Linked DNA regions of Homo sapiens: region 1 is linked to region 2. The links are chromatin contacts, found by Hi-C or POLR2A ChIA-PET in ENCODE. All regions are on one chromosome and are shown on one strand. The core of a region is the stretch at or near the end of the contact, and the rest is flanking DNA. Distances in the headings are between cores, read along the strand shown.

What was found. A loop is a pair of places that touch in the nucleus more often than their neighbours do. ChIA-PET counts read pairs that join two places held with the same protein, here RNA polymerase II (POLR2A). Pooled maps may share reads with other maps.
Region 1: a loop to region 2 is called in a pooled map, with 2.1 times the contacts of the local background. The contact joins the enhancer-like site here to the promoter of GGTA1 in region 2. A Hi-C loop is called at or near these places in 1 of 50 pooled maps. POLR2A ChIA-PET finds 5 or more read pairs at or near these places in 2 of 52 experiments (AG04449 and activated naive CD4-positive, alpha-beta T cell).

Annotation. Positions count from the first base shown.
Region 1 is chr9:121,631,921-121,638,495 of GRCh38, reverse strand. It overlaps a transcript of DAB2IP not described here. Among named protein-coding and RNA genes, the nearest start is that of DAB2IP, 16 kb to the left of the region's middle. RefSeq lists enhancers at 3,270-3,339, 3,466-4,128, 6,230-6,575. Within about 2 kb of position 3,397, at least 6 of the 41 ENCODE cell types and tissues checked have a DNase peak (open chromatin) inside an H3K27ac peak, as active enhancers do.
Region 2 is chr9:121,498,576-121,505,557 of GRCh38, reverse strand. It overlaps GGTA1 (glycoprotein alpha-galactosyltransferase 1 (inactive)), which reads left to right and starts at 5,714. Exons shown (of 6, transcript NM_001382585.1): 1 at 5,714-5,908. RefSeq lists a silencer at 5,665-5,764.

The sequences.
Region 1 (6,575 bases), core at 2,148-4,647, 140 kb before region 2:
AACACTCTCTCTGAGCTCCCTGCGCCTTTCCTCCAGGGAGCCCACTGCTTTGTGCAGTGCCATACAGGCGTCTCTCGGTATCCCAGGGGTATTGGATCCAGGATACCAAAATCCAATCAGATACCAAAATCCAAGCACGCTCAAGTCCCTGACATTAAAATATAGCATATGCATACCCTCCTGTATACTTTAAATCATCTCTAGAATACTTATAGCTAATACAATGTAAATGCTATGGAGATAGTTGTATTGTTTAGGTAATGATGACAAGAAAAAGTCTGTACATGTTCAGTACAGATGCAATTTTTTTCTATCTTCAATCCTTGGTTGGTTGAATCCACAGATGCAGAACCCATAGATTCGGAGGGCCGACTGCATATTTTTTGATGATTCATCTCACATCTGTCTCTCCTGGCACACTGCTCTCCCTGAGGTCATAACCCAGTGCCCAGCTTGGCATTGTCACACAGCAGCTGCCAATGGGGGGAGGGGGGTGTCACCATTGAGTACATAGGAAGTGTGCACATCAGAGCCCCTCGGACCCCTGGGCCTCGTGCATCATGAACCTGCCAGGCTCACAGCAAAACAGGGCCAAATGCCTTCCGCCCCCACCCCAAACAAGTCACTGCTCAGGACTTCTTAATTTTCCTCCCCACAGGTTGCAGGGCTTCTCATTCTGTGATTTATAGCCCATCATATAAATTCCCCCATTATCTTTCACATGCAGCGCTCGGCCTCTCTGCCATTTAATAATACATTTGACTGGCTGGGCCTCTCCCGGGAGAAATCTAAAGCTTGGCTGCAATTCGGGGGCAGGCAACGCGGAATTCCAAGGGGTCATTTCAGACCCAAACCTTCAGCAGGTCTGAGCCTCCTACTCAGGGGCTAACTGGGCAGGGTCCCAATCCCTCTCCCCTCCCTTCCTCCAACAGAGAGACCATTGGCTGAGACGTCTCAATGTCCACTGGAGCTCTAGTGGCCAGTTTTACAGCAGGGGAGACCCTGCTTCTTCCCCCACCAGACTCAGTGGTTTCAAGGCTCCACAGCCATGATCTCAATCTACCTTTCCAATTCCCCGAGCAAGGCAGGAACCCATCGGAACCGTTTCACGGACGAAGTGGCTTCTCTGAAATATAGGGAGGTTGCCCCAGCCCTGCCCACTCCACGGGTGCTTGCTAGGCTCAGCCAGCAGAGAGTTCAAGGGTATCCTCTGTGCCAGGCACTGCACCCAGTGCTTGACTTGAATTGTCTCATTGCATCCTCACAAAAGCCTTCAGAGGGAAAAGGTGCTATTATGCCCATTTTGCAGATGGGGAAATCAAGCCTCAGAGACACTAAATTTCCCTAGGCTCCTCCAGGAAGCAAATAGCAGCTCCCTGGGGGAAAGTCTTACTGGAATGAAGGATGAGAAGGGGCTGGAGGCTACAGAGAACTCATGGCTTCATGCAGAGCCCTGCATTACAAAACAAAGTGTCCAGAAGGAAAAGAGAGCTCAAGGCTTTAGGATCTGACAGTCCAGGGGATAAATCCTACCCCTGGGGGTTCTCAGCTCTGTGACCTAGGGCAAGTTCCCTAACCTCTCTGGGCCCAAACTCCCCACTCTGTAGAATCTGAATACTATCCTCCCAGAACTGTCACAAGACTTGAATGAGACTGCACTCAGGAAGCTGCCTGGTAAACTGCCCAGTCCTGCACCGTGTCATTTTGGCTTGTTAGAACGGAGGAATCAAGACGTGGTGTAAAGACATGCAAAGACTCCTCCAGGCTGACATGGGACTGGCGGTTCAGAACAATGTGGGGATCTGGGCAGAAGACAGGGCTCCTCCTCAGCCCCATGCACCCACAGGCCAAGCTGCTTACCTCACTCTCGTACCAGCCACCTCCTGCCCAGACTTGGGAGAAACCAGACGGCCCTCCTGCTCCCGAGAGCACAGATCCCAGCGTTGCTCAGCTGGGGAGAGCAGCGAGAACTGGGCGTAGGGGCACTCCAGGCTAGCCCAGGCCAGGCCTCCCGCCTCTCCTCCCACCCAGCCACCAGGTCTGCTTCCCTCCTCCCTCCTGCTCCTGAAAGTTTCTGCTTCCACTTTATAGTTTCCGTGGCAACCACTTCTCTTCCTTTGATTGTTTCCTTCTTCTCAGTCACTTTGCCATCTTATGCTAAAAGGAGAATAAAAGCAGGCCAGAGCAGGAGGTCTGGCCAGGAGGAAGAGGATGGAGAGTGACAGGGCCAGGGGTAGGGGGGTGACCTCTGCAGTGCAGCCCTGGTTCCACCCCCAAAAGACATCTGAGGCTGGGCACCGTGGCTCACGCCTGTAATCCTAGCACTTTGGGAGGCCGAGGCAGGTGGTTTGCCTGAGCTCAGGAACTCGAAACCAGCCTGGGCAACATGGCAAAACCCATCTCTACTAAAAAAAAATACAAAAAATTAGCTGGGCATGGTGGCATGTACCTGTAGTCCCAGCTACTCAAGAGGCTGAGACACGAGAATCACTTGAACCTGGGAGGCAGAGGTTGCAGTGAGCCGAGATCGTGCCACTGCACTCCAGCCTGGGGAGACAGAGCAAGACTCCATCCCCCAGACCCCCCCCCAAAAAAGACATCTAAACAGGGGACTGTCCCTTGGGAAGGTCCTCTGCAGCAGGGTCCCACAAATGTGACTCTCCTGGGCAGACTGCCTGCCAGGCCCTGCAGGGGATGCCCATGGCTGCGTCTTTAAGGCTCTGCGTGGGGCTGGGCCAAAACCCGCTCCCCACTGTCTTGTCTTCACCCAGAGTGCTTTGTGTTTGAATGGCCTCCACCCTCAAGCCCCACCCTCTCTAGCTCTGGATATCCTTTCTTGTCCAAGGCCTCGCTCCCATCTCAGCGCCCCTCCTTCCTGTGGTTGCCCTGGTGCTTCCTAACCTCTCTCTCAGGTGGCCTTCTTCCCTGCAGACAGGCCATGTTGGCAGCAAAGCCAGTGCCTCCTTCACTCCGTTTCCATGCCCAGGCCCTGCACGGGGCTAAGCACACAGTAGGTCCACAGGAGGTGGCCCTGAACCTATGGCCAGAGAGACCAGAGTTCCAGTTTCAGCTCTACCACCAACTAACTGTGAGCCCTTCACAGATTTACTCTAGAACTTGGTGCTCCTGGTGGTAAAATAAGGATGGAATTAACTTCCTCACAAGATGTTGGAGACTGAAATGAGTTTGTGGGGGGTCTGAAAGAGCCTGGAAATTTCTGAAGTGCCCTACCAGGTCCGAGGTTATTTTTAGGCATTGAATTAGTGCTGTCCAATGAACAGCCCCAGGGTCTCCTTGACCCCACACACGGCTCTCTTTCTCCACCTGCTGACCTCCTGAGGCATTGACCGGCCACACGGAGGCCTGGCCTCTCCAGCCCCCTCCACTCCATAGCCACCCTCTGCCAAGCTTCCCCTTCGCACATAGACATACACGCACATGCACACACACATACACACGCACGCGCACACACACACACATATACACAGGTCTGAGGCTGGGTGGGCCGCACTGGCACACAGGGCCCCATGGTATCAGGCATCAAACCTGCCTGGTGTTGGCTGTTCTGGCTGAGGGGGCTGGGGGTGCCTCTGAGGTGCAAGTCAGCAGGGAGCAGCCGAGCCCACGGGGTGAGGGTGGGAGTGGAAGAGCAGCTTCCTCCCAGCCTAGCCACAGGTGGTGGCTGGGGTGGGGGCAGGACCAATGGGGCTGTCCACTGCCTTCTCCTATTGCTATCATCTGCTTCCTTTAGAGGCTAGACCACCAGGGCCAGGGGTCTGGGTAGGCTACCCAGTTACATCTCCCGGAAGTGCTCTCCCCAGAGAAAGGTGCTCCTCTTCCACACTCCCACGAGGGCCTCCCCACTTCCTCTTTGGCGCTGACAGTGAACTCCACCCCCACTGCCCACCCATTCTCAGACCTGCGCGTCACCCCTTCCAAACTGCGCACCGAGGCTGCACCTGCCCAGGCTTGTGCTGGAGTGAGGCTGCTTTCTAGGCACAAGGGGACACCTGGGGCCACAGTGGCTCAGGGTGGGGCTCCTGTGTACACTAAGGGTGGCCATTTCACCCTCCTCCAAAGACCTGCAGGGTTGAAGGACTTTGAGCAGATTCAGAAAAAAACAAAGGCTTGTGAAATGTCAGAACTAAGAGAGTAAAGGCGGGGTCAAGTGTGGCCGGCCGGGGCCTCTGCCTCCTCCATCTCTCCTCTTTCTGGCCCTACTCCTGTCTTAAAAGCACAGGATTCCCATGTTGTCATTGGGAAGCCAGGCCATTCAGCTCCTACCCCGGGGTGCATAGGGGACCCTTCCTAGGAGTTGGCATGTGAAAACCAATGCAAGTCATGGCATGGTCTCTGGAGGACCCTTCAAGAACTGTGTCCCTTTGTGTCCTGAGAGGGCTCTGACACAGTCCCTGTCCTCAGAGAGCTGACAGTCTGGTGGGACACATAGGCTTCCACAGAGAGTCTCGAACAAGGGCCCAAGGCAGAGGGACCACAAGGGAGGAAGTAACTAATTTTGACTGACAGGGCAGGGAGAAATCAAGAAAGGCTTCACAGAGGAGGTGGCATCTGGGCCAAGCCTTTGAATAGGACTCCAAGAGGCTGAGGGTGTTGAGGAAGAGAGCAGCAGCCCCAGACCCATGGCAGAGACCTAACTTGACTTCCCTTATCCAAATGCCATGTACTTAGACTATGGTGAGGGTTTGGGCCTGGAGGATGCTGTCCTGATGTCCCCTTAGCTGAGCCTTAAATCTCCCACAACGGTCCAGAATGAGGCACATCCAGGCCAGCTCCTGTGGCCAAACCCTGGGGCAATGTCTGTCCTGGTCACTGCTGTCTCTGGGCAATGGTCTGAGAGCACCAAGGGGGATAGAGCCTGCCAGGTCTTAAAAGCCTAATGAAAAGAGTCTCCTCGAGTTCCCAGAGCAGCCCATTCCAGGATTTCACACCACCCCACAGTCAGCCAGGAAGTTCTTCCTCCTATCTAACCTACATCTCTCTTGCTGAAACGTACACCCACCTTGCTTTGGAGACACAGGAATAACAAAGCACAGACGCTGAACGGCCTCACCAGGCACTCTGTTTGCAGCAGAGGTGGTTTGGTAGGGGGGGTGGGGTCAGTGGGCAAAGACACAACCCCTGGCTCTGACAAGAGAGAACAAGGCCCTCTTTGTGCACATGATTAATTTATAGGCCTGGGGAGGGTCAAGCGGGAATGTCCTCTCTCTGGGCCTCGAAGGCTTCCCTGACCCAATTTAGAAGCTGCGTTTATTGTATTGTTCATGTCAAACCTTCCCGATGAGGTCTCTATTCCCAGCGTGCTCATGAATTTTTCAGGAGTTTAATAGTGCACAATTTGAGAACAATTTATTAAGAAGATTAAGCCCCCCAAATATGCATCCACATGCTCTACAAAACAGCAAATTTATTCTCCGGCATCAGTGGGCTCCCACTGCCCGGAGCAGCTGGAACCCCTCAGTCTGGGAGAGAGGGAAGCTGAGCAGGGTTGGGGAGCCCCCCGAAAGGGTCTAGGGGAAAGTGCATATGGAATTCCAGGACCCCAAGTATCAGCCCCAGTGTGAGCAGGCCCAGAGGTGAAGCTGCTCCTGCAAAATCCCACGTTCAAAGACCCCACCTTTGTCACACCACCTTGCCCACCGCATTCCTCTTCAGGGAGGCTCCAGCGCTCACTCACAGTGGGACGCTGGTCTAGACACTTCCTGCTCTGAGACTTAGAAACCCAAGTGGAGCTCCCAGTGTCACTCTCTGAGGCCTGTCTCATTCACTGCACCTTCCCGACCCTGGGAACTCCTGGAGGAAAAGAACGGGGTTAGACGGCACCAGGTGTTGGAATGAGATGGAGTTTGTGTTTGACCCTTCCTGGGGGGTGGGAGTCTATGCTGGAGGGGCCAGAGGAGGCCTTGCTAAGGGAAAGCTGGGCAGAGGAGGTGAGGGCAGGGGAGGGGGTGTCCTGGCCCCAGCCCTTAGGGTCAGCAGGGAAGAGAGCACCTGGAGACCTGGTCTGTGCTCAGATACCAGCTGCAGAGACCCGGGCTTTGGTCCTGATCTGAAACTTCAGACTTGGCCGCGTTTGTCCCTGCATCTCCTCCAGTCCACTGGGTCACCAGGACCCATCTGTTTTATCACCGGTAATAAACAACCAGAGCTATGGCGTGTCCAGAGCTTACTCTGTGCCAGGAACTGTGCTGAGCTTTAAATCCCTTGTCACATTTTACGCCCACAGCAACTCTGCGAGACAGGTGCTGCTATCACCGTGCGTCTTAGATGAGCAAATTAATTCGCAAGCGTAACAAACACGCCCGAGGCCACGCAGCTAGTAACCCGCAGAGGCCACAATTCAAACCCAGGCGGTCAGTCCCAGCCCCAGAGGTCTGAGCCTCCTGACCTTCCACCTCATTCCATGGCTGGGACGGCCCCTGTCTCTCCCCACGAGGACCCTGGGCTCAGTTCAGCTCTCCACATTCCCCATCAGATGACTGCAAGGTGTCAACGATGGCCACCCAGCCTCCCGCCCATCCTCTCCCATCGTCTCTCCACACACCAACCAGGGGGTC
Region 2 (6,982 bases), core at 4,465-6,964:
AAACAAAACCCAAGCTCTCTGTGGGCCAGCACAGCACCCGCAGCCCCTTAATCCAGTCCCCGTGGATCCGCCTGAGAGACAGGGTCTATGAATCCATTTTAGAGATAGACGAGCTCTTTCATAGTGAGCAACACCGTCATCAGAATGGCTGTTGCTGGCCGGGCACGGCGGCTCACGCCTGTAATCCCAGCACTTTGGGAGGCCGAGGCGTGGATCACTAGAGGTCAGGAGTTCAAGACCAGCCTGGCCAACATGGTGAAACCCTGTCTCTACTAAAAGTACAAAAAGATTAGCCGGGCGTGGTGGCACATGCCTGTAATTCCAGCTACCCGGGAGGCTGAGGCAGGAGAATCGCTGGAACCCAGAAGGCAGAGACTGCAGTGAGCCGAGATCGCACCATCACACTCCAGCCTGGGCGGCAGAGTGAGACTCCATTTCAAAACAAAATAAAAAGACCAACCTGGGCAACACAACGAGACCCTGTCACTCTCTCTCTCTCTTTTTTTTTTTTCCCCTGAGATGGAGTCTAGCTCTGTTGCCCAGGCTGGAATGCAGTGGTGTGATCTCGGCTCACTGCAACCTCCGCCTCCCGGGTTCAAGCGATTCTCCTGCCTCAGCCTCCCAAGGAGCTGGGACAACATGCATGAGCCACCACATCTAGCTAATTTTTTGTATTTTTAGTACAGATGCAGTTTCACCATGTTGGCTTGGATGGTCTCGATCTCTTGACCTCATGATCCACCTGCCTCAGCCTCCCAAAGTGCTAGGATTGCAGGCGTGAGCCACTGTGCCTGACCTGACCCTGTCTCTTAAAAACGTAAAAAAAGCCAGGTGTGGTGGCATGCACCTGTCATCCCAATACTCAAGAGGCTGAGGTGGGAGGATCGCTTGAGTCTGGGAGGTTGAGGCTACAGTGAGCCAAAATGGCGCCATTGCACTCCAGCCTGGGCAACAGAGATCCTGTCTCAAGGAAAAAAAAAAAAAAAGAATCTGAAGCTAGGTGGATTATCTCAGGCTTGTTCTACTACATACAAATTTTATTTCTAATGCCCAGAAGATAACATGCAAACTCTCGAGAAGACCTGGTACGTTAGCTTTTTTAAATGTGTGTTTTAAAATTGTTTTTATGTACTTAATTTTAAAAATACATAAGACATTCTCATGGAACAACAATCTGAAAGTGTAAAAAGGTTTACAGGTCAGGTGTGGTGGCTCATGCCTGTAATCCCAGCACTTTGGGAGGCCGAGGCAGGCGGATCACAAGGTCAGGAGTTCGAGACCAGCCTGGCCAACATGGTGAAACCCTGTCTCTACTAAAAATACAAAAATTAGCCAGGCATGGTAGTACCTGTTGTCCCATCTACTCAGGAGGATAAGGCAGGAGAATCACTTGAACCCGGGAGGCAGAGGTTGCAGTGAGCTGAGATTGCTCCACTGCACTCCAGCCTGGAAGGCAGAGTAAGACTCCGTCTCAAGAAAAAAAAAAAAAAGGAAAAAATATAAAATGCAAACCCCTGGTCTTCCCCTTCCAAGCCTCCCTGCTGTGACTCCTCAGCTGGCCTCTCTGGCCCAATGTCCTCCTGCAGGGATCTCACGGTCCTTCTCCCGTGCCAGGGCACACATACTTTTCCCTGCCCCGCACCCCTTCCAAATGCTGTCTGTTCATTCCACTTCCTCCAAGACTCTACTCTCACGTTCCCTTCTGCTTCTCCGGACCAACCTTACCACTCCTGGGAATTTCTTTAAAACACCTCCCCCCAGGCCCCCAAGACCTAGGAGTTTCCCCACCTGCGTGGGGCTGAGAAGCAAGTGAGAGAGCTATGGGAACAAAACCTAGCTCTGCAAATGCCAAGCTTGTGATTGTGAGGAAGTCACTGCCATCTGGATCTCGTTTCCTCATCTATAAATTGAGGGCTGGGACTGGCCATCTCTCAGGGTTCCTGGGCTGTGTGTTTTTCTAGTTCTGTGGAAGTTTTGCACTTCCTTTATCTGGTATTTCTGTGAAAAAGGCTCATCAGACTTTGGGGAAATCGATCCTCCCCCTGCCTCCCAGCTCACTGTTACTGACATTTCTCTTCCCCACCAAGATCTCAAGGAGGGCATTTTCCCTGCCAAGAACATTCTGGAAGTGCATTCCAAACCCTGCCTGCCAGAGGCCACCTCACCTTGGTGTTTCTGACATGGAGAATCTGAGGAAGAAAGGGGAGGACAGAGGGAGGACAGGGTGAGAGAGGATGGGAAGAGGAAATGCAAGAAATGCAAGAGGTGGTTATCCAAGTCACTGGGGAGGGCCTACCAGTAGTAGGCTCCAGGTGGGCTTAACAGAAGTGTTAGGCCAGGCGTGGTGGCTCAAGCCTGTAATCACAGCACTGTGGGAGGTCAAGGTGGACAGATCACCTGAGGTCAGGAGTTTGAGACCAGCCTGGCCAACATGGCGAAACCCCGTCTCTACTAAAAATGCAAAAATTAGCCAGGCATGGTGGCATACAACTATAATCCCAGCTACTCAGGAGGCTGGGGCAGGAGAATCACTTGAACCCGGGAAGTGGAGGTTACAGTGAGCTGAGATCGAGCCAGTGCTCTCCAGCCTGGGCAACAAGAGCGAAACTCCATATCAAAAAAAAAGGAAGTGTTACCGGTGGAGGGTGTGTAGGTTCTTGGCATTCTGAGCAAAGAATTGGACAAAAATGCAGAAACAAAGCAAGGAAAAAATGAAGCAACAAAAGCAGAGATGTAATGAAAATGAAAGGCGGAGGTTGCAGTGAGCCAAGATCATGCCACTGCACTCCAGCCTGGGCCATAGAGCGAGACTCTGTCCCAAAGGAAAAAAAAAAAAAAAGACAACCTCAGAACTGAAATGTGATCCTGGGAAGGCTACCAAACATGTAAAAGGTTTACAAAAATTTGCATTGTCATGAATTATTATAATCTTTTATAAGTCATTCAACCAGTTTGCAGAGAGAGAGAGAGGGGCCAGAAGTCCAACTGGTAGGAAATTCTTACCCTAGGCCAGCGCGGTGGCTCACACTTGTAATCCCAGCACTTTGGGAGGCCGAGGTGGGTGGATCACGAGGTCAGGAGTTCAAGACCAGCCTGGCCAAGATGGTGAAACCCACCTCTACTAAAAACTACAAAAAGTAGCCGGGTGTGGTGGCAGGTACCTGTAATCTCAGCTACTCCGGAGGCTGAGGCAGGAGAATCACTTGAACCTAGGCGGCAGAGGTTGCAGTGAGCCGAGATCACACCATTGCACTCCAGCCTGGGTGACAGGGCGAGACTCCATCTCAAAAAAAAAAAAAAAAGAAAGAAATTCTTACCCTATTGTTGGCATGTTAGGTTTCTGGGTTCTTTCTCCTTGAGCGGCCCAAATGATGCTGCTCGACTGTATGCAAACAAACACATTGCCATGAATTAAGAATATTCCAGTGGCTCATGCCTGTAATCCCAGCACTTTGGGAGGCTGAGGCAGGCAGATCACGAGGTCAGGAGATTGAGACCATCCTGGCTAACACGGTGAAACCCTGTCTCTACTAAAAATAAAAGAATTAACTGGGCATGGTGGCATGTGCCTGTAGTCCCAGCTACTCAGGAGGCTGAGGCAGGAGAATCCCTTGAACCCAGTAGGTGGAGGTCAGGCTGGTCTTGAACTCCTGACTTCAAGTGATCCGCCCACCTCGGCTTCCCAAAGTGCTGGGATTACAGGCGTGAGCCACTGTGCCCGGCCTAACCATGTTTTTAATAGCCAGTGAGCATCAGGTGCTCACCTAAACATAAGGAAGGATATCAAAGTTAAATACATAGCTATTTTTGCCAACAACTCAGAAGATTTAGCTAATAGTATTAAATTAACTCTCATTTGTCAAAAAAAAAAAAAAAGCACGCAAACCAAGATCATTTTGTTTTGGCTGGGTTTATAGTTTTATAACCTTCTATGCCAAACTCTGACACCTCAAAGTATTTAGCAGAGACAAATATAAAGTCCAGACAAAAATGTATGCTGACAATTCTGAAAGCATTTCTATTTTACCAATAATTTTAAAACCAGCCTGTTTATTAAAGTTATACTTAAGTCATATGAACTTGAAAATTGCTTAGACTTATTTAGTTAATTTATGAGCACTCTTTTATTTATATGCCAATTTGGTAGGCACAAGATATAACAGTAAGTGTACCTACAAATAAACACATCTAGACATGTATATACCGACACAAACAAAGATCCAATAGCTTGGAACTGTAGCCATGAGATAGCAATACAAGCTCGCTGGTTTTACTTTGTTTGCCCCAATAGATAATCCAATGAAGGCTGTGAACTAAAATTTTGGGTAAAGTAGTTTTCATGGCAGTTTGATTTTTTTGTTTGTTTGTTTGTCTATTCATTTAAGACTGAGTTTCGCTCTGTCACCCAGGCTGCAGTGCAGTGGCGCAATCTCGGCTCACTTCAACCTCCACCTCCTGGGTTCAAGTGATTCTCCTGCCTCAGGCTCCCAAGTAGCTGGGATTATAGGCGTGTGCCACCATGCCCAGCTAATTTTTTGTATTTTTAGTAGAGACAGGGTTTTACCATGTTGGCCAGGCTACTCTCGAACTCCCGACCTCAGGTAATCCACCCATCTTGGCCTCCCAAACTGCTGGGATTACAAGCTAGAACCACCTCGCCTGGCCTGGCAGTTTGATTTTTATTTGTATTTATTTTTTATTTTTTCTTTTCTTTCTCAGTCTCCAGCCTCCCGAGTAGCTGGGATTACAGGTGCACGCCACCAGGCCTGGGGAATTTTTCTATATTCTGTAGAGACGGGGTTTCGCCACGTTGCCCAAGCTGGTCTGGAAATCCTGAGCTCAAGCAATCCGCCCACCTCGGCCTCCCAAAGTGCTGGGATTACAGGCGTGAGCCACCGCGCCCGGCCGAATTATTTAAGAAGCGAATTTCTTAGTCTATGAAAATGACGTTCAACGGCAAATGGCAAAATGAAGTTCTGACTTTTCCACCTGTAAAGTAGATTGATATGAGCGGGAGTGAGAAGACCTTGTCGCTATCAGTATAAGACAAGAGAACTGAGGGCAGCCAGTTGTGGCCACAGCAACTCTCTGAGTGAATTGCTGCCACACTGGGCACAGAAGCGCACACTCTGAAATCGAATGTTTGGATTCCTTTCTACATAATTCTACTAAAGAGTTATTCCACAGCCTAGGGGCTGCCTTAGAGCCCCGTTTGAGACACTCTGGGCTCACAGATCATGAAGTCAGTGCGCAAACGCGGGCAGACCCTGAACCAGGTGCCCAACGCCCAGCCCTCACTTCCAGAGCTCAGGACTCTCGCAAGAGCGACTCCAGCCCCGGCCTGCCGCTGTCTACATTCGCGCTCTTCCTTCCTCGGGAAACAAACGGTGGATCAGATCTCCAAGGCTCTGAGTTTCCCAGAGTTTGGCCGTGCGCCAGCGCAGCGCAGCCCCTCCCAGCAGCACAGCACAGACCCCACCCCATCCTCCAACGCCCGGGGTTCCTGCTCTATCACCTACACCACCACCACCACGTGCAGGCCCGAGAAGGCAAAAGAGGCCCAGCCACTCTCACCGGGGATTTTATCCGCCTCCCCGGCACACACACACTCTCACTCACGCACTCGCTCGCCGGCCTTCCAGCTGTCTGTGTCCGGGGCGGGGACCGGCTTGGCGCAGCCCGCTGTCAGCGCTCGCCGGCTCCTCGCGCCCCTACCCGCTGCGCTCTGCCCAGAGCAGAAGCCCGGCCGGCCGGCCCACGGGCGGGAGGACGCGCCTCCGCTCGGGCGGAGGCGGCGCGGTGGCTGATCAGAGCGCGTAGGGCTTCGCCGGGGCCGGGAGCTGGGCGCGGTCCTGCTCAGCCCAGCTCACCGCGCGCCGGCCCTCGGCGCCCTGGTTCTGCGGATCAGGTGGGTCCCGCGGGGAGCCGCCCAGGTCCCCGGAGGCCACGAGCAGGACACGGACGGGGGGCTCCGCGCTTGGGAGAGGGTGGTGAGGGAGTGGAGGCGGGCCGCTGCTCCGGCGCTGCCCGGTGTCTGCCCTGCCTGTGTCCCTGCTTTTGTTCTTGTCGCTACCTCGGTGCCAAATCGGACCCAGTTTCTGTCCCTCTGTCCCCATCCTGTGGCCGTCCCTCCCTCTGTCCAGCCTTCCAAGACTGGAGCCTGAAGAGCTGCAAGCTGAGGTTCCCCCACGGGTCCGCGGGGTTGGGGTGGGGGAAGAGAGGGGAGACGCAGGGGACACAGGATGCGACCAAGTAAGTCGCAGTGAGTGAGGGGTCTGTCCTTGCCTGTGGGGCAGGACAGAGGAATGGCTCTTGCCCAGGACAAGATAGGAAGGGCGCGCCTCTGGGAAGGGGAATCTGGGAGTGGGGGGATAAAGTGAGGGTCGCAGGAACCCCAAGGAGGAAGGGAATAGAGAGGGAGATGTCAGAGAGCTTCGGAGAGCCGAGGACTCAGTCAGACGCCCAGCATGGGGAAAGTTTCCGACACTAACTTTGGCATCCGGGGTGCCTGCAGCACTGGGGCGATGGGAGGCGGGAGTTTCCTCCAACTCTTCAAACCTTGCTCCTACTCGAAAAGGACACCACCCCGCGTTTGGAAATGGCAGGAAAACGGCTAAACACAATGATTGCACAAACTCTTGAAGAAAGTAAAAAAAAAAAAAACAGTAAAAAGAAGAAGAAAAAAATGTCAGCGCGCAAAGAGCCAGAGAAGCAGAGGGATTTGAGATTCCTCGATCTTCCCGCTGTGGCGGCCGGGAGGGACTGGGAGGCGCGGAGGGTGTGAGAGCCGCTCCTCCGGCAGGAAGGAACCGAGACCCGAGGCAGGTGTTTTGAGGCTTTGCTCTTCCTTTGCACTCCTTCGGGCTCCTGAGCAGGCCGGGCTGCCTCCTTCCTTTACCTGGAAACAGGCGTGTCTGAGGAAGCAGGAGATGTAGGGTGCAGCCCTGGCCTGCCGCTTGCTGCCAGTAAGGAACCACCTTCC